2 separate regions of the Homo sapiens genome follow, and region 1 is linked to region 2. Evidence: chromatin contacts called from ENCODE Hi-C or POLR2A ChIA-PET data. All regions are on one chromosome and are shown on one strand. Each heading gives the region's core, a stretch centred on a gene start or an enhancer-like site at or near the end of the contact. The rest is flanking DNA. Distances are from core to core; before and after follow the strand shown. Region 1 overlaps CLN6 (CLN6 transmembrane ER protein). Region 2 overlaps MAP2K5 (mitogen-activated protein kinase kinase 5).

Evidence for each region. A loop is a pair of places that touch in the nucleus more often than their neighbours do. ChIA-PET counts read pairs that join two places held with the same protein, here RNA polymerase II (POLR2A). Pooled maps may share reads with other maps.
Region 1: a pooled map shows a loop between it and region 2 (2.0-fold over the local background). The contact joins two enhancer-like sites. A Hi-C loop is called at or near these places in 2 of 50 pooled maps. POLR2A ChIA-PET finds 5 or more read pairs at or near these places in 2 of 52 experiments (HepG2 and Panc1).

Annotation. Positions count from the first base shown.
Region 1 is chr15:68,222,737-68,226,936 of GRCh38, reverse strand. The region is part of intron 1 of CLN6 (CLN6 transmembrane ER protein); the gene reads left to right. Among named protein-coding and RNA genes, the nearest start is that of CLN6, 4.9 kb to the left of the region's middle. Within about 2 kb of position 2,061, at least 4 of the 41 ENCODE cell types and tissues checked have a DNase peak (open chromatin) inside an H3K27ac peak, as active enhancers do.
Region 2 is chr15:67,743,544-67,747,877 of GRCh38, reverse strand. The region is part of intron 17 of MAP2K5 (mitogen-activated protein kinase kinase 5); the gene reads right to left. Among named protein-coding and RNA genes, the nearest start is that of SKOR1, 80 kb to the left of the region's middle. Within about 2 kb of position 1,662, at least 2 of the 41 ENCODE cell types and tissues checked have a DNase peak (open chromatin) inside an H3K27ac peak, as active enhancers do.

The DNA.
Region 1 (4,200 bases), core at 812-3,311, 480 kb before region 2:
ACCAGAGACAATCACCCTAGCTTCTTTTAGCTCTTTTTTCCAGAGTCAAATTCCTATTTCCAAATAATATGTTTATAACAATAAAAAACACTAGCACTTTTTATGGATCAGGCCCTGCTCTTAAGTTTTTGCATGTATTAATTAAACCACGACCCTTGAGATACGATCTACTGGCCAGGTGTGGTGGCTCATGCCTGTAATCCCAGCACTTTGGGAGGCCGAGATGGGCGGATCAGGAGGTCAGGAGTTCAAGACCAGCCTGACCAACATGGAGAAACCCTGTCTCTACTAAAAATACAAAAATTAGCCAGGCATGGTGTCATGCGCATGTAGTCCCAGCTACTCGGGAGGCTGAGGCAGGAGAATTACTTGAACTCAGGAGGCGGAGGTTGCGGTGGGCCAAGATCGCGCCATTATACTCCAGCCTGGGCAACAAGAGTGAGACTCCGTCTCAAAAAAGAAAAAAAAGGGATAGGATCTACTATTATCTCCATTTTACAAATGAGGACATTAAGGCCCAAGAAGTTAAGTGACTTGCTCAAGATCTGGTTAGTGGCAGAGCTGGGATATGAACCCAAACAGTCTCCAAAGTCCAGACTCTTTTTTTTTTTTTTTTTTGAGATGGAGTCTCACACTGTTACCCAGGCTGGAGTGCAGTGGCATGATCTCAGCTCACTGCAATCTCCGCCTCCCGGGTTCAAGCGATTCTCCTGCCTCAGCCTCCCAAGTAGCTGGGATTACAGGTGCTCGGCACCACGCCCAGCTAATTTTTTGTATTTTTAGTAGAGACGGCGTTTCACCATGTTGGCCAGGCTGGTCTCAAACTTCTGACTTTGTGATTCACCCGCCTCAGCCTCCCAAAGTGCTGGGATTACAGGCCTGAGCCACCGCGCCCAGCCAAGTCCACACTCTTAAAAACTACACTCAACTGCTATTTCTTGGTTTATTTTATTTTATTCTTTTTTTGAGATGGAGTTTCACTCTTGTCCCCTAGGCTAGAGTGCAGTGGTGCCATCTTGGCTCACTGCAACCTCCACCTCCAGAGTTCAAGCAATTCTGCCTCAGCCTCCCGAGTAGCTGGGATTACAGGTGCCCACCATCACGCCCATCTAATTTTTGTATTTTTAGTAGAGATGACGTTTCACCGTGTTGGCCAGGCTGGTCTCTAACTCCTGACCTCAGGTGATCCACCTGCCTTGGCCTCCCAAAGTACTGGGATTACAGGCATGAGCCACTGCGCCCAGCCTTTGATTCCTTTTAGAAAAAAGGAAAAATTTTAAAAATTAGCCATGTGTGACAGCACATGCCTTTCTGTGGTCCCAGCTACTCAGGAGGCTGAGATGGGAGGATTGCTTGAGCCTGGGAGGTCAAGGCTGCAATGAGCCATGACTGTGTCACTGCACTCCAGCCTGGGTGACAGAGCAAGACCTTGTCTCCAAAACTAAAATAAAAAGATGATATTAGTCCCCTACCCTAAACTTTAGCTTTCCTCACCCCTTCCTACAATTTCTGTCCTCTGTTTTCATGTTATCAAAGTAGACTATAATTATCTGCTGCTTTAAAACCGTAATTATCTTCCATGTTTTATCTGTGGATTGACTCTAAACATTGAAAATTAATATAAAATGTGTATGTTATTTAAGCCATGTATTTAATAAATATTGTTCCAACAGAGCCAAATAATGTTTAACAGTTACATTTGCTTTCTTATGTTACTTTTGTTTTTCTTGGAGTTTCTAGTTGCCTTTCTTTATTCTCTCATTATATTTGCCTTCATTTCCTTAGTTTTTTTTCTGTTCAAGCTTTTCATTGTCTTGTATGTCACCATTCTTTAAATAGAAGCAAAATTAGTCTCTCTGTGGTCCCCATTTGTGGGTTACCGCTTGACTTGTTCAGGATGAAACCCCTTCCTTTTCTGCCAGGCAGCCCTGCAGATGCTGCTGACTGCCTTGAGGATTTTAAGTGTATGGCATGCACTCCTCAACTGTCGTGGTGTCATTGTCCCCATATGGTAGACTTGGAAAGCTGGGAAGGAGAGAAGAGTCTAACCTTGTTTCAGGTTATCTGCCATTGTGCCATCACCATTGTTTTCAGCAGCATTTGCTAGTGATTGAGACCTAGCTGGCACAGGCTGGGGGCTCAGTGTGCTAAGTCTGTGGAGCCAGGAACTTGGGACAGGGTTGAGGTTGCTCATCCTCAGGACATGAGCTGGGGGAGAGGATGCCTTTACCATTCCATGATCTGCCTCCCGTGGGCAGAGTTCCAGGAGAAGAAAACCAGGCAGGTGCTGATTAATCTTTTTTTTTTTTTTTTTTTTTGAGACAGAGTCTTTTTGTATTGCCCAGGCAGTGCAGTGGTGCCATCTCAGCTCACTGCAACCTCTGCCTGTGAGGTTCAAGCAATTCTCATGCCTCAGCCTCCCCAGTAGCTGAGATTACAGGTGTGCACCACCATGCTGGGCTAATTTTTGTATTTTTAGTAGAGACGGAGTTTCGTCATGTTGGTCAGGCTGGTCTTGAATGCCTGGCCTCATGTGATCTGCCCAGCTCACCCTCCCAAACTGCTGGGATTACAGGCATGAGCCACTGTGCCCAGTCTAATCTTGATTTGCAAGCTGGTTGCTGAGTGTCCACTCTGTGTGCCTGCTTTTTTTTTTTTTTTTTTTTTTTTTGCAATAAGGTCTTACTCTGTCACCCAGGCTAAAGTGCAGTGGTACGGTCATAGCTCACTGCAGCCTTGACCTCCCAGGCTTAAGTGATCATCCTGTTTCTGCCTCCTGAGTAGCTGGAACTACAGATGTGTGCCACCATACCCAGTTAATTTTTAATTTTTAATTTTTAATTTTTTAGAGTTGTTTTTTGTTGTTGTTGTTGTTGTTGTTGTTTTCTTTTTGAGACAGTTTCACTCTTACTGCCCAGGCTGGAGTGCAATGGCGTGATCCTGGCTCACTGCAACCTCCGCCTCCCAGGTTTAAGTGATTGTCCTGCCTCAGCCTCCCAAGTAGCTGGGATTACAGGCGCACACCACCAAGCCTGGCTAATTTAGTATTTTTATATAGAGACAGGGTTTCACTGTGTTGGCCAGGCTGGTCTCGAACTCCTGACCTCAGGTGATCTGTACACCTCAGCCTCCCAAAATGCTGGGAGTACAGGCATGAGCCACTGGGCCCAGCCCCCCTCTTTTTTTTTTTTTCCTGTCCTACTAAGTTAGGCTGGACTAATGACAGGGATTCTCATTGACCAAGGTGCTTCCTGAGGTGGAGGAGGAGGTAGTCACTGAGCCTCTAGTGTATGCTGGGTACACATAACTTCCAGATACACACATCTAAGTGTTCATGCTTCCAAAATCCCTTTATTCCTCGTACCGAACATCCTACTTTTTGCCAAGTTTGGAGGTATCAGAGCAAGAAACTGAAGGCTGTTACCTCTTTCGCCACCCAAGTTCTCTGGGCCTGGAGGTTATCACTCTCTGCTTTTTGAGGCCTTACCCTGATGGCTACTGAGGAAGGAGCTGGGTGGGGCCTCTGTGTTGGTCACTCGTCTCAGACCACTGAGCAGTCCTCAGGGTTACTGGCTATCTGTCCAGTCTGAAGATCGAGCCGCCCGTCCCTTCTCTTTCTCTGGCTCCAGTAAGCCAGGCATCTCAGCTCCATGCAGAACCTTCTTCACTTCCACCTCCAGGCCTTTACCCTGCTTTCCTGCTTTTCTGCCTAGTTAGATTCATCCATCCGTGCTTTGAGGCTCCCTTCCCTCATGCAAGCTTTGTGTATTGCCCTAGGCCACGCTGATCCTTTTCTTTTTTTTTTTCAGTATTTATTGATCATTCTTGGGTGTTTCTCAGAGAGGGGGATGTGGCAGGGTCATAGGATAATAGTGGAGAGAAGGTCAGCAGATAAACACGTGAACAAAGGTCTCTGGTTTTCCTAGGCAGAGGACCCTGCAGCCTTCCTCAGTGTTTATGTCCCTGGGTACTTGAGATTAGGGAGTGGTGATGACTCTTAACGAGCATGCTGCCTTCAAGCATCTGTTTAACAAAGCACATCTTGCACCACCCTTAATCCATTTAACCCTGAGTGGACACAGCACATGTTTCAGAGAGCACGGGGTTGGGGGTAAGGTTATAGACTAACAGCATCCCAAGGCAGAAGAATTTTTCTTAGTACAGAACAAAATGGAGTCTCCTATGTCTACTTCTTTCTAC
Region 2 (4,334 bases), core at 413-2,912:
GAAGCTCACTCTTTTTAAATTAAAAACCGATTTATTTAAAATTGAAATTAAATCATAGTCAGAAATTAGAATTTTGGATTCCTGCCAGTGTCTGCTCACAATCCCCTATTTTGTGAGGAAAACTTTAATTATGTAGTTGAAGTATTTGCACCTAACTTAGGAGTGGGGTAACAACTCCACCTTTTCCAAAGTTCCTTCTGCCTGTTTCCAGGGCAGCAATGCTCTCTGGGAAAATCAAATTCATGGAAGTTTCACACTGATTTTTAGGGAATAAATGCAGAGTCCAGTAAGAGCGCATTTCTGATCAACATTCTGAAGGCAGGCTGCTCACACATTTAACACTGATAAACTGCATTTCTTACAAAGCTACTAAAACGTGACATAAAAATTAATAAAACATCCACTTAGTCATTAAAGTACTAAACACTTCAGTGCCTCCCCATCCAGGAAAAATAAAGCTTACAGTTATTATAAACTCAATGAAAATGAAACTCCAGGTACTACATTTTCTAACAGAGAACTTTTCAGGAACCAAATACTGATGGGTCAACTGTTTTCTGAGATAACTGGGCTCCAACCAGCCGGTAAAATACAGGGAAACTAGTAATAATCCCTTATATGTTTTTAAAGGTGTTTTAAAAAATTCTTTCCCATATACAAACTCATTTGATCTGTACAACCACCCTGAGTTTGGCAGGGATGATCATCTTTATTCTATGATGGGAAAGCTGGGCCTATCAGAGGACAGTGTCCGGGCCTGAGGCCTCAGCGCCAGGGTGTGGTGGTGCTGGGGCTCCTCCAGAGCTCCTTTCCTTCCAGCATCTGTATTACACTTGCCTATGATCATAGAGTTATTTGAAAACAACTGTATTTGTATACATTTATACTTGGTATGGTATTGTTGATAAATTATCCATTTTGACATGTTGGTTCCTCTCACCTAGACTGTGAGTTTCTCAAGAGCTGCAGCTATGTTTATGCATTTCTTTTGCATCCATGTGGCTGATCAGCACACCCTTCTTCCTACTGCCTGAGTGTTTTAAAAAGTGTTTTCCCATATATTTGTCAAATGAACACGGCGCCCACTCATTGCTCTTATTGGCTTTTCATCACTTCCTCCCCAATCACTACTTTCAGAAACCTCTGTCCCAGGTTGACTGGCTTAGTCTATGTTGATAGTCCCTGCTTGATGTTGTCCTGAATTACTGCTTCTTCTGGTTTCTCCAGTCCATGAGTATTTCCAGACAAGATTCTGCAGGTAAAGATTTACATTACAAGGGAAGGCGGAGCTGTAACCACCACCCGGAAGTGGTTAAGAATTTCAGTAACAAGCCAAACTACCTTTAAAAAAATACTGAAAAGCCTGGATAACCTCTCCTATGACATGAGATATCTATGGAGTTTGCTTTTATTTTTTTTTCAAGCACACACTGATACTCCCCCCACCCCTACATTCCTAGTAAGATATATCTGCTTCAACAACGGAGTTATTTGTAATGAATAAAGAATCAGAAATCCATTTCTGACATCAAAGAGAATGTGTTTCACAAATTTCCAAGAGTCAGGGGGATGACAACATTCTCTGAGGAGAACATGCAGCAAACATTCTAAGTGAGAGGTTTTGAAATGAATTCAGAAATGGATTATGAAACACTGTCCCCAGAAACATATGAGTTGTGTGAATCAGATTAACTGAGGGGAGGAAACTTCCTCATGAACTGAGGTCTTAAAGTCTCTAGTTTGCCCTATTTTGCAGGTTAAAAGCTTAGTCTAAGTCAACTTAAAACTGTACTATTTATGCTTGCTCTTCATTAAAAGAAAGAGAAAAACAGCAATATCAAAGTCTTTTTTTATAATCTTATAACTATACTGTTTTGCCCAGGTTTTTAAAGAGAGACGTTATCAGGTTTTATTATACAGTTTTGATAGCAACATATTATATGAAATCATCTTCATAAATTTTGTATTAAGGTAACAGTGCCAGTACCTGAAATTGATTCAAAATGCTTAAGATACTCAATTACTTTTTAACAGTTACACAATGCAGTGACTTATATCTTCTATTTCACAAGAATTTGATGATGCAACATCATTGTAATTGATTCATTTTCTCAATTAAATAAAGCTACTGTGCTTTTCTTTATATGAATGCCACATAGACCATAGAGTTAGATGTATTATCTCCTTTTTCTGTCTCAGATATATTGCCATAAAGGCTGTATTATGTTCCTCTGTTAATTCCACCAGAAAATTTAATGCCACAGTCATATTTTTAAAATTCTGAACTGCCATGTACTCGGCTGTATTTATATTAGGCATATTTTTCACTGCTAAACTCTTTGTTGTTTACCTTTTTCAAGATCACATTACTGTATAGGCACAGCAACCATAAAACAGATCCAAACAGTCAACCTCCAGTCATTGCCTCTGCTTTTGCACACAGTTCATGAAAAAGTGAAGCCCCTAGTTTATAGCACATTAAAAGTGGAACCAAGGGTCCTCAATATAAAATGTTGGCTTTGTGAATGCCTATCTTTATTCTGGGTCTGCCTTCCAAATGCTTAGCTGTGAGAGCAGAGTTCAGAGGAACGCAATAATATTGTTAGGGCTGATGTACTGCCTGCACCTCACAACATATGAAATGCTGTTTATAACTAACTTGTCCAAGCCCTCATTCCTGCTTATACATTTTGCGTGTGTTGAGTGTTTTCTATGTCTAACTAGTACTTTGGGACAATGAGAGAACAGTAATTGTTCCAGTCACACACTTTGTTAATCAGTCTCTAGAACTAGTTGCATTTTGATAGATGAACCTCTTCCCTTTTCTGGGCATAGATTTTTTTTTTTCTTTCATTAGCTGTTAGATTCAAGATTTAAAACCACACTAACAGGGGATAGTTACGTCTCATTCTGATGTAAGGCAGACTCTTATGTGTTTAAATGGGGAAGAATGACTTCATAGAAGGCAGCCACAAGTACCAGTTAGGTCTTGGTATTATTATAGTAACATTTATCATATATTTCCTTACAAGGACCATCATTAGCAATTAGAAAATTCTTATAACATGACTTATGACTGTGAAAAATGATGCTAGAAAGGAAATTGCCAATGTAGAAGTTTGCTTGTGGGTCCTCAACTATTTAGCCAATGGCTCTGGTGATAAAAAGCAATTTTGGAAGTCTCACTTTATGCTTTGCTCTCTGTAGAGGAGCTTTTTACATAAGTGGTAAAACAGATCTTGCTACCAGCCCCTTTTACATTATATTCAGAGGCACAATCAGAAAACTAAAATGAATCTACCTATGTAACTTAGAGAAGACACCAGCTATAGCTTTCATTTTCTCTTTTACTCTCTGAAATTATGGCTTGCCCTGCAGCTCTTGTCTGGAAGATTTATGTGTGACCTAGGTCAGATCTTCCAATATCAGTTGACAAATTTTCTCTTTACATATTTACTGCTTTTCAAGCTTGTATTATTTTCTCTTAAATAGAAAGAAGAAATATAAAATTAAATCATATGGTTGGAATTTTTAAAGAATAGCATTTTCATTTGTTGTGCTACTGGCATCACATTCTAGCTTTCAATGTTGAGCTCTTTATTCTTTTTTTTAAAACTTCAAATTTTAGGAGCTGTGGCTATTTTGCAAGGACTCTCTTTTCAAATCAGATGCATTAAGCTATAACCCTGGCTAAATATAAACAGGGATTATGGGAAACTGAGACATTCATATTCTAAATGAAGAATTATGATCCAAAGTATTTATGAAAGGAAGGAACCCCAGAGATGATCTAGTTCAATCTACTCACTTTGCTTTAGGGAAGCTGAGGCTCAGAGGGGAGCAGCGCTCAAAGTCATAGATAGTGCCTGGCCTGACCCTGACGGCTGGGTTAGGAGACTGTCCACTGTGAGGAAAACGCATGAACTTTGGAGTAAGAAAGACCCCTGGGATTCTAGTCAGATGCCCATGGTCCCCAGAAGCCCCCTCCCTTCAGTGGGGCTTAGAGCTGTCATCTACAAAGTGAAGGAATGAGCTAGAGAAGTCCAAAGATTCCTTGAAGCCAGAGCTTCCCATTCAGGAGCCATGTTTATTTTTCCTACCCAAGGGTAGGTACCAGCAATCAATCTAATTTTATCTGGCACTGTGCTGGATATTAAAACTTAGGGACATACAACCTCCAATCCATTATAACTTGCAAAAACAAAGTGTCCATATCTCAGAAAGCCTTCAATGAGAAAAACAAAACCACTGCTCCATGATAAGCTTTATATACATTGCCTAGTACCACTAACTTAAAGAGTTCCCAAACAAATCACTTTTAAATAAAGGAAGAG